2 separate regions of the Homo sapiens genome follow, and region 2 is linked to region 1. The links are chromatin contacts, found by Hi-C or POLR2A ChIA-PET in ENCODE. All regions are on one chromosome and are shown on one strand. Each heading gives the region's core, a stretch centred on a gene start or an enhancer-like site at or near the end of the contact. The rest is flanking DNA. Distances are from core to core; before and after follow the strand shown. Region 1 holds the start of ARFGAP3 (ARF GTPase activating protein 3). Region 2 overlaps SCUBE1 (signal peptide, CUB domain and EGF like domain containing 1).

What was found. Hi-C counts contacts between places; a loop is a spot of excess contacts on that map. ChIA-PET counts read pairs that join two places held with the same protein, here RNA polymerase II (POLR2A). Pooled maps may share reads with other maps.
Region 2: a pooled map shows a loop between it and region 1 (5-fold over the local background). The contact joins the enhancer-like site here to the promoter of ARFGAP3 in region 1. A Hi-C loop is called at or near these places in 2 of 50 pooled maps. POLR2A ChIA-PET finds 5 or more read pairs at or near these places in 2 of 52 experiments (HEK293 and K562).

What each region holds. Positions count from the first base shown.
Region 1 is chr22:42,855,631-42,859,876 of GRCh38, forward strand. ARFGAP3 (ARF GTPase activating protein 3) reads right to left here and starts at 1,643. Exons shown (of 16, transcript NM_014570.5): 1 at 1,484-1,643. The coding sequence starts at 1,552. RefSeq lists an enhancer at 802-1,646 and a silencer at 1,169-1,918.
Region 2 is chr22:43,261,437-43,265,283 of GRCh38, forward strand. It overlaps SCUBE1 (signal peptide, CUB domain and EGF like domain containing 1), which reads right to left. Exons shown (of 22, transcript NM_173050.5): 5 at 1,284-1,409. LOC124905129 (a long non-coding RNA gene) reads left to right here. Exons shown (of 2, transcript XR_007068120.1): 2 at 1-2,287. Among named protein-coding and RNA genes, the nearest start is that of SCUBE1-AS1, 13 kb to the right of the region's middle. RefSeq lists enhancers at 1,970-3,169, 2,376-2,655, 2,581-3,082, 2,676-2,725, 3,083-3,582. Within about 2 kb of position 2,000, at least 17 of the 41 ENCODE cell types and tissues checked have a DNase peak (open chromatin) inside an H3K27ac peak, as active enhancers do.

The DNA.
Region 1 (4,246 bases), core at 393-2,892:
TGAGATCGCACCACTGCACTCCAGCCTGGGCGACAGAGCAAGGCTCTGTCTCAAAAAAATTAAAATTAAAACGTTAAAAAAAAAAAAAAGAACATTAAGGCCAGCATGGTGGCTCATGCCTGTAATCCTAGCACTCTGGGAGGCCAAGGCAGGAGGAGGCAGGAGGACTGCTTGAGCCCAGGAATTTGACACCAGCACGGGCAACATAGCAAGACCCTGTCTCTACAAAAATTAATTAATTAATTAATTAATAATAACAATTAGCTGGGCGTGGTGGTACAGCCCTGTGGTGTCAGCCTCATCAGGAGGCTGGGAAGGAAGGATGGCTTGGGCTGGGTAGGTCAAGGCTGCAGTGAGCTAGGATCAAGGCACTACACTTCAGCCTGGGTGACGGGGTGAGACCCTGTCTCTAAAAAAATAAATAAATAAAAATGTGAAAATCAAGAGAACAGTAAAGAAACGGGCACTGGAGAATTCCTGGAGCCTTTCTCTTAACTTTCCCACATCCATCAGACATCACCTCCAATAAACTGTTTCCTTCCTCACCTAGGCTGGAAAAAATATGGGCTCCCCTGTACCATCAAGACTTAAAACCAACAGAAACACCTATTTTGTAACACTCGGGAACTTTCTATGCCAGCATATCGAGGTTCAATAACAGCTGTTCCCTTCGGGAAGTGACAGTGGGAACCAGACAACACTCGTGTCACAGGAGGGGCGGGGAGAGCCCACGCTGACGCGACAGCCCTTTGCACTCTCCAAGTCCCTCTCCGACCCGACGTGTCACCTTAGCCCCCTGCGTCACCCCAACGCCTCCAGCCAGCTGCGCAAAGCTGTAAAAGTTCCAGGGAGAGAACAGCCTCTGGAGACAAAAAAAAAAAGGAAACCTCCATCTCCAAAGAGAACCGAGGAGAGGGAGGAGGCTGTGGTGAGCCTCCCTGGCCAAAGCGACAAAAGCTGGAAGCCAAAGCGTAGACTACTCGGCAACTTTATCAGAAGAGAAACTGAGGCAGGCACCGCAAGGCCCGAGGAGCCAAGCCGGCTCCAACAGGCGGGGTCGAGCTCCAGGGTGGCGCTGGGGGAGCCGCGCTTTCCCCGCATCCGGCGCCAGCAGCCGGGGTTTCCGAGCCGGGAGCTCCCTCCTCGCAGCGCCCCCGAGGATGCCCCCGCCCCCGCCTCCGCTCAGAGCCGCCGGTGCTCGCCCCCCGCCCCAAGAGCTCGCCGGGGGGTGTGCCCGCGCCGCCGCCCCCGGGAACGCTCCCCGGCTCGCGTGAGGACCCCCGCGCTGCGGCCTCCCGCCCGGGCCTCTCAGCTGCCCGGCCCCGCCCGCCCCGGCCCGGCCAGGCTGCCGCGGCCCCACAGTGCGACGTGTCACAGGCCGCGCCGGCCCCGCCTCCCAAGCCACGGGCACTGGCGCCCGCGGGGCCTCCCGCCGGTTCCCGCAGGGATGCCAGGCAGGCCCGCACTCGCCCGCGGCCGCTACCTTGTTAGTGGGCACCGAGCGGAGGCGCTTGAAGATGGTCAAGATGTCCTGCTTGCTGGGGTCCCCCATCGTCAGCTGTGAGCCGCGGCGCAGCTGGCCCAGCCAACCGGTAAGAGTCGACGAAAAGCGGCTACCGCCTCAGCAGGAGCGACGAGGCCGCGGGGGCGGGGCTGCGCGTAACGGTCAGGCTCCGCCCCAATCCCCGCCCACGACCGGGCCCGTCCACCGCCGGGGCGCAGGCGCCGCTCGCTTTCCCTCCCCGCCCTCGCTTCAGCCGCGCCGCTGGCCCGACCCCAGGCGCTGCACGCGCGTGCGCAGGAGGCTCGCGCGCCATTTGCGGCGCGGCTCCACGCCCTTAGCGCTGGGCGAAGCCGGGCCCGGGTGTGGCTGCCTGCCACGCGCGCTGCCATAGGATCCACCAACGTTTCGCCTGGTCGATCGCCATTTCGCCTAACGGGCTGCTTCCATGGAAAGGTCAGAGGCAGGGGAAGGGGCGCACGCGCCCTCCTTCGGCACGAGACGGACGGAGGGCCCGTGCCTTGACGCCGGACCTTAGCTGGTGGCCTTCCCTTTTTTTTTTTTTTTTTTTGAGACGGAGCCTCGCTCTGTCCCCCAGGCTGGAGTGTAATGGCGCGATTGCGGCTCCTTGCAACCTCCCTGGTTCAAGCGATTCTCCTGCCTCAGCCTCCCGAGTAGGTGGGATTACAGGCGTACATCACCACGCCCGGCTAATTTTTGTATTTTTAGTAGAGACCAGGGTTTCACCATGTTGCCCAGGCTGGTCTCGAACTCCTGACTTCAGGTGATCCACCCACTTCGGCCTTCCAAATTGCTGGGATTACAGACGTGAGCCGCCGCGCCCGACTCTTTTTAATTCTTGCCCTCAGCTCACGCCAGGCCCTGGGTGGAAAGCTTTCTTTGCCCGGAAACTGGCTTTCTGAAACCAAGGGCTTTTGTGTCACGTTCATGGAGAGATGGCAGTGCGGGTTGAGGCAGAAGTGCTCAGTCAGAACTGATGAGTCCAGATGAGAAGCTTGACTTTTAACCCCGGCCCTCGGGGCTGCACCCTACCCTCTGGGAAACAATTCCAGCCAGAAGAGTTTACACTCAGCAGAAGGTGCCTCTGTCACCACAATGGGTGTGGAGCCACTGGAAAGAGGTTGGGTGATAGTGAGGAAGGACAGCAGGTTTTGGCATCAAAGGCACTACCTTGGCCTCAATCCCAGTTCAGCCAGCTGCTTCCTAGCTCTGTGGCCTTGGTCAAGACACTTACCTTCTCTAAAGCATGGTTTATTTGCAGTCTCAGGGGCTCATGCCTGTGATCCCAGCACTTTGGGAGGCTGAGGCGGGAGGATCACTTGAGCTCAGGAGTTCAAGACCAGACTGGATAATATGGTGAAACCCCGTCTCTATAAAAAAATGCAAAAATTAGCCGGGCATGCTGGCATGGGCCTGTAGTCCTAGCTACTTGGGAGGCTGAGGTGGGAGGATCGCTTTAGTCCAGGAGGTCGAGGCTGCAGTGAGCCAAGATCGCACCACTGCACTCCAGCATGGGCGACAGACCAAGACCCTGTCTCAAAAAGTAAAATAAAATAAACCATGGTTTATTCATCTGTACAAAGAAATTAAAGAATCAGTGCTGAGTAGCACAGGTGAGCAGCTTCCTAGGGATATCCTGAAGAGCCTTTGGTGGAGGCTTTCTACTGTTAGAAGTCAGGAAATGTACACTCCACCTATCTGCTTGGAGACCCTCGGTGGCAGTTGGGAGCTTGCAGACAATGTAACTTATAAACCCAAAGCTGCAACTTTTCCAAGAAAGGGAAATTGATTATCTTCCAGAAAAGTACATTACTTTTGCAGGTAGCTCTGATGGTTTAAAAGTTCTTCCTGTATTGAGTCGAAGTATAACACCTGTGCTTTGTGTCCACCGGGTACTAGTTTGGCCTTATGCAGAATACCGGGCATGTTTATGAGCAGTTTTATCCTTCCTGATGGGAATGGGAATGATGGTCCCATTTACTACTTGGAGCTGAAATCTTACTAAGTTATATTATCAGAGTAGTGCAGTCTAGCCCATTCTCCACCATAGAGATTGAGGAGAGGGAAACAAAAGCAGTAAATTATAGACAGTATCTACACGAATAGGGGAGGAAGGGGTAGGAGGTACCATTTATACACTATGGTTGCTTAAGTGTTCTTCATAGAACTTAGCATCTAATACTATAACATATAATATTCTATCTATATGTTATCTGGCTCTAATTGAATACAAAAATATATATTTCTGGCCGGGGGCGGTGCCTCACACCTGTAATCCCAGCACTTTGGGAAGCTGAGGTGGGTGGATCATGAGGTCAGGAGTTCGAGACCAGCCTGACCAACATGGTGAAACCCCATCTCTACTAAAAATACAAAAATTAGCCAGGCATGGTGGTGGGCACCTGTAATCCCAACTACTCAGAGGCTGAGGCAGGAGAATCGCTTGAATCTGGGAAGCAGAGGTTGCAGTGAGCCGAGATCACACCACTGCACTCCAGCCTAGGCGACAGAGCGGGACTCTGTCTCAAAAAAAAAAAAAAAAAATATATATATATATATATATATATATATATATATATATTTCTTGAAATCAAATGTTTTTTCTCCTTTTTCTTTTGAGGAGTCTCGCCGGAGTGCAGTGGTGTGATCCTGACGCACTGCAACCTCTGCCTCCCAGGTTCAGCCGAGTCTCCTGCCTCAGCCTCCTGAGTAGCTGGGATTATA
Region 2 (3,847 bases), core at 750-3,249, 410 kb after region 1:
GAATGGATGAATCACATCTGGTACACGTGGGTCCCCAGGGCCTTGGTGACTATTCTAGGAGACCATGAGTTGGGAAAGGTATGGCAAGGCACCCACAGGAGAGCTGATGACAACTGAGAGGATCAGTGACTGTGGATGATGGACCAACAAGGGCCAGCTGTCCTCTCCACAGAAAGATGGGTGGAAGAACGGTCATTTTCTTTATGACAGCGGGGCAGCCTCAGTCTCTCATTTCCACAGCTAGGGTGAGGACCACCTTCTCTATTGGGAGTTGGAACTGGACACTTCTCCCTAGCATTTTTCTGCATTAGAATGTGGGCTTGATATGAGGCACTTGTCTCTTGCCAGAGATGGAAAGTGCTTCCAGCAGTCTTCTTTGGCTCTTTGTAAAAAGGGCAAATATGACATCGCTTTGGGTATCCCTGGTGCCCTCATCTCCCACGAGGAGAGGCCCACCCCACCATCTCCCCCACGTAGCTGTGGGGAGGATGCACTGGCTCCCAAGCTTCTGAGTTCAGCCATCGTTCTACTTGGTTTCCTGGCTCCTACTCCTACTGGGGAATGGGGTGACCCCATTAAGAGGCTGGACTACACGTGGGCCCCGTAGGCAGACCACCAAGCAGATCCTGAAATGGTGTCTTTGGCCAGAGGCCTCATTCAGCCCAGATCTCCCAGAATATCACCATCTGCAGTTAGCCTTGCAGGGGTCAAATTGTGAGTTCTGATCTTTACATTTTATTTTAGAGATGGGGTCTTGCTGTATTGTCCAAGCTGGACTCAAAGTCGGGCTAGAGTGATCCTCTGGCTTCTGCCTCCCAAGAAGCTGGGACTATAGGTGTGCAGAGTTCTGATCTTTGGTCCCGGAAAAAAGGTCAGCACAGCCCGGAATGGGACCACTTCAGAACCATACTCTTTTCCTTCTTTGTACTACTCATTACCAGGGGCTTCCCAGGCCCATCGAGAAACCTGGTCCTGTAGACCTCTGTGCCACGGCCCCACCATTCCTGCTGGACAGCTTAGGCTCAGGGGCTGCCATAAGATCCAGCCCAGCTCCTGGGGCTACACTGGTGGTGTCGTGCTTGGTGCGGAAAACCCCAAGGCTAGGGTTTACAACCCTTGTCCCTTATGCCCTATCAGGCCCCTTCCACAGGCCCTGCCCTTCTCTCCACCCCATGGGGCTGGGGACCCTCCCTGGCCAAAGTCCAGCAGACTGGACAGACCCTCCAGAAAGTAATGGCAGGAGACGCACGGGACGTTTGACCCATTTGTCTCCCTCTACCTACGTGTGCAGTCCTTCTGGTTTTGGGCAAGGTCAAAGCCGGGCCTGCAGTCGCAGGCCACCCCACCTTTGGGCGTCTCCCGGCAGATGTGGGCACAGCCATGGTCTTTGTTCATGCAGTTCATACCCTCTGGGAAGAGAGACAGACAAGAGACGGGTTGAAGACCAGGCAGAGAGGGAGAGAGAAAATTTCAGGCTGAAAGGGGATAGCCAATGATATGTAACAATCAAATGGGCTGTCATTGCATGTATCATGCACACACACGCACTTGCGCACACACACATATGCGTGTGTGCAGCAGCCATCTACATGGATATCCCTTAGGGAGAAAGCAAGGGCACGGTGCCTGGGTCTAGATTCAGGCTTTGCTCTGTGAGTTGCACTGTAAATGGCACCTCGTGACCCACGGAGACCAAGCTCTTGCTCTAGGTCAGATTGTGGGGCATGGTCTGTAGAACTACTTTTGTGTCAGGGTGATTTGCTCCCCTCTCCCGAGCCACCCATGGTTCTAGGGTACCCCCCACCCGCCCAGCAGACTGGATCTCCCCTCTCTGTCTGCCTGGAGTGGCTCATACCCCCTTCCGTTGACCTCAGTTGATGTTTATCTTCCTGGTGATTTGTGAGGCGTTTCTAGAATTTATGAGGTCAGGGGTCAAGTGAGAGGTTGTAGGTCACAAGTCCATCAAGAGGCCAAGGCAGATGAAAGGGAAGCGCCTCTGTCTGCCAACCCACCAGCTCTGTGACCTGCCTTCCACCTCCACCCACAGGAAGCTCAGGCAGGAGTGAAGCCGGCTCGGGGAGCGGCAGTGAAGGCTGCAGACGGCGAACACGCACAGGGCAACCTCCTTCCCCCGGGACACACCGGCCTCTTGTTCCAAGGGAGGACTGGCTCAATCCTGACCCCGTCCACTTTAAATACGGGTATGCAGCAACACAGAATAGATTTAAGAACACAAACACCCTGCTAGTTGTAATAAAGACAAAAACGTCTAAAGTTAAAAATCAAACAAACAAATGGAAATGAGGAAGCCTGCATTTTGCCCGGCACTGTAACTCCTGGTTTCACCTGATTTTGCGACTCATATTTCCTCACCTTGATTTTCTCACTAATCAATCAAATTGTTGGAATGACGCAGAGTCTAACTAAGCAACGAGTTAGCACGGAAAGCGCTTTCATGCTGCTGCCCTGCACAGAAGCTGCAAGTTCACACGGAAAGACCCTTTCCGCTGGCTCGATTCCAAAACAGCATCAGCGCCTGAGTCACACAGATAGTGGCGTGCGGTCAACGCTTAACAGCCGGCAGGGGTGGAGGCTGATTTGCAGTATTTACCAATTTACGTGGGATAAATACGCCAGCCACGGCTAATTTCAAGGTACCAGGGAGATGTCGCCAAGGGTAGAGCTGGGAACAAATGTGCACAGTTGGCTCTCACAAGCTGAGACAAGCCAGCCATAGCACGTCCCTTTCTTAGAAAGGTCGTTGTAAAGTCAGGCAGATGTAGGTGTGAATCTGGCTTCCTTCCTGGCTGTGGCCTGGGAGACAACTGCTTCCCTTTTCTGAGCCTAATCTTAGAAGGGGCAGGATCACCTCTGTCTCACAGAGGAGCTGTGCAAATTAAATCCAGTTACAGACAGGAAATGCCAGGCAATAAGAGACGAGGTCTGTCTGTGGGGGCACTGGCTCTTGAGGCCGGTGTCTCTCCTGCAGGTCTGGAGACAGCGTGGCTCCTCCCTGGGGCCTGGCTGGACCGGGTGGCCAGAGGCGGCTCTCGGTAGAGAAACCTTCCCAGGCTACTGAGACATATTCAGTCCCTCATCAGGTCCTCTGGGAGCCTCCTGCCCTGGTAAGGGTTTGGCCAGTGGGTGGTGGCCAGCAAGCCATCTCCCTGACCGTTACTGACAGCTGTTGTCGGCGGTGGGCTGAGTCCAGGGTCGCCCCCTTCATCCCTGTTCATTTGGCTTCCATGGCTCCCTGCTGTTCCAGCTTCTTCACAGCTGTACACACTCCACGGTTCGCCATCCCACAATGCCTGCTGGGCAGCCCCCGAGGGTGCTCCATCTCCCCTTGCTGCTCCTTCCTCCTGGGCCGGACACCCTCTCCTATCTTCCATAAACTAAATCCTAGGCCTGCCTCAAACTCCACCAGTTCCCCAAAGCCTCCTGGCTCCTGCCTTCTACTCCCTGTGTCTCCCCATGCCACCACCCATGTGAATTTCCTAGGGCTGTCCTATGGCCGGCACAGGAGATCAATGCTGTAAGCAGATCTGTGCTTTCTTCCTGAGCTGGGAAGAGCCCAAGGGCCCTTGTTTGGCAAAGGCTTATAGATGATGAAGAAAGGGAGATTGAATTTCCATTCCCAGCCAAAGAATCACAGTTTACAAGAAGCCTTGCTAATCATCACCAACCATACATTTGTCACTGGGGAGCTGATGCACGCCGGAGCCCTGGGTAATGGAATATTAAGCCCTAGAGGTCTTTCAGTTTTCTCCCTCGTCGTGGACTTGCCATCAAGTGATCTTTCTTCTTGAGACTCTAAAGACTTTAACACTGAGCCAAGATGTTGTTG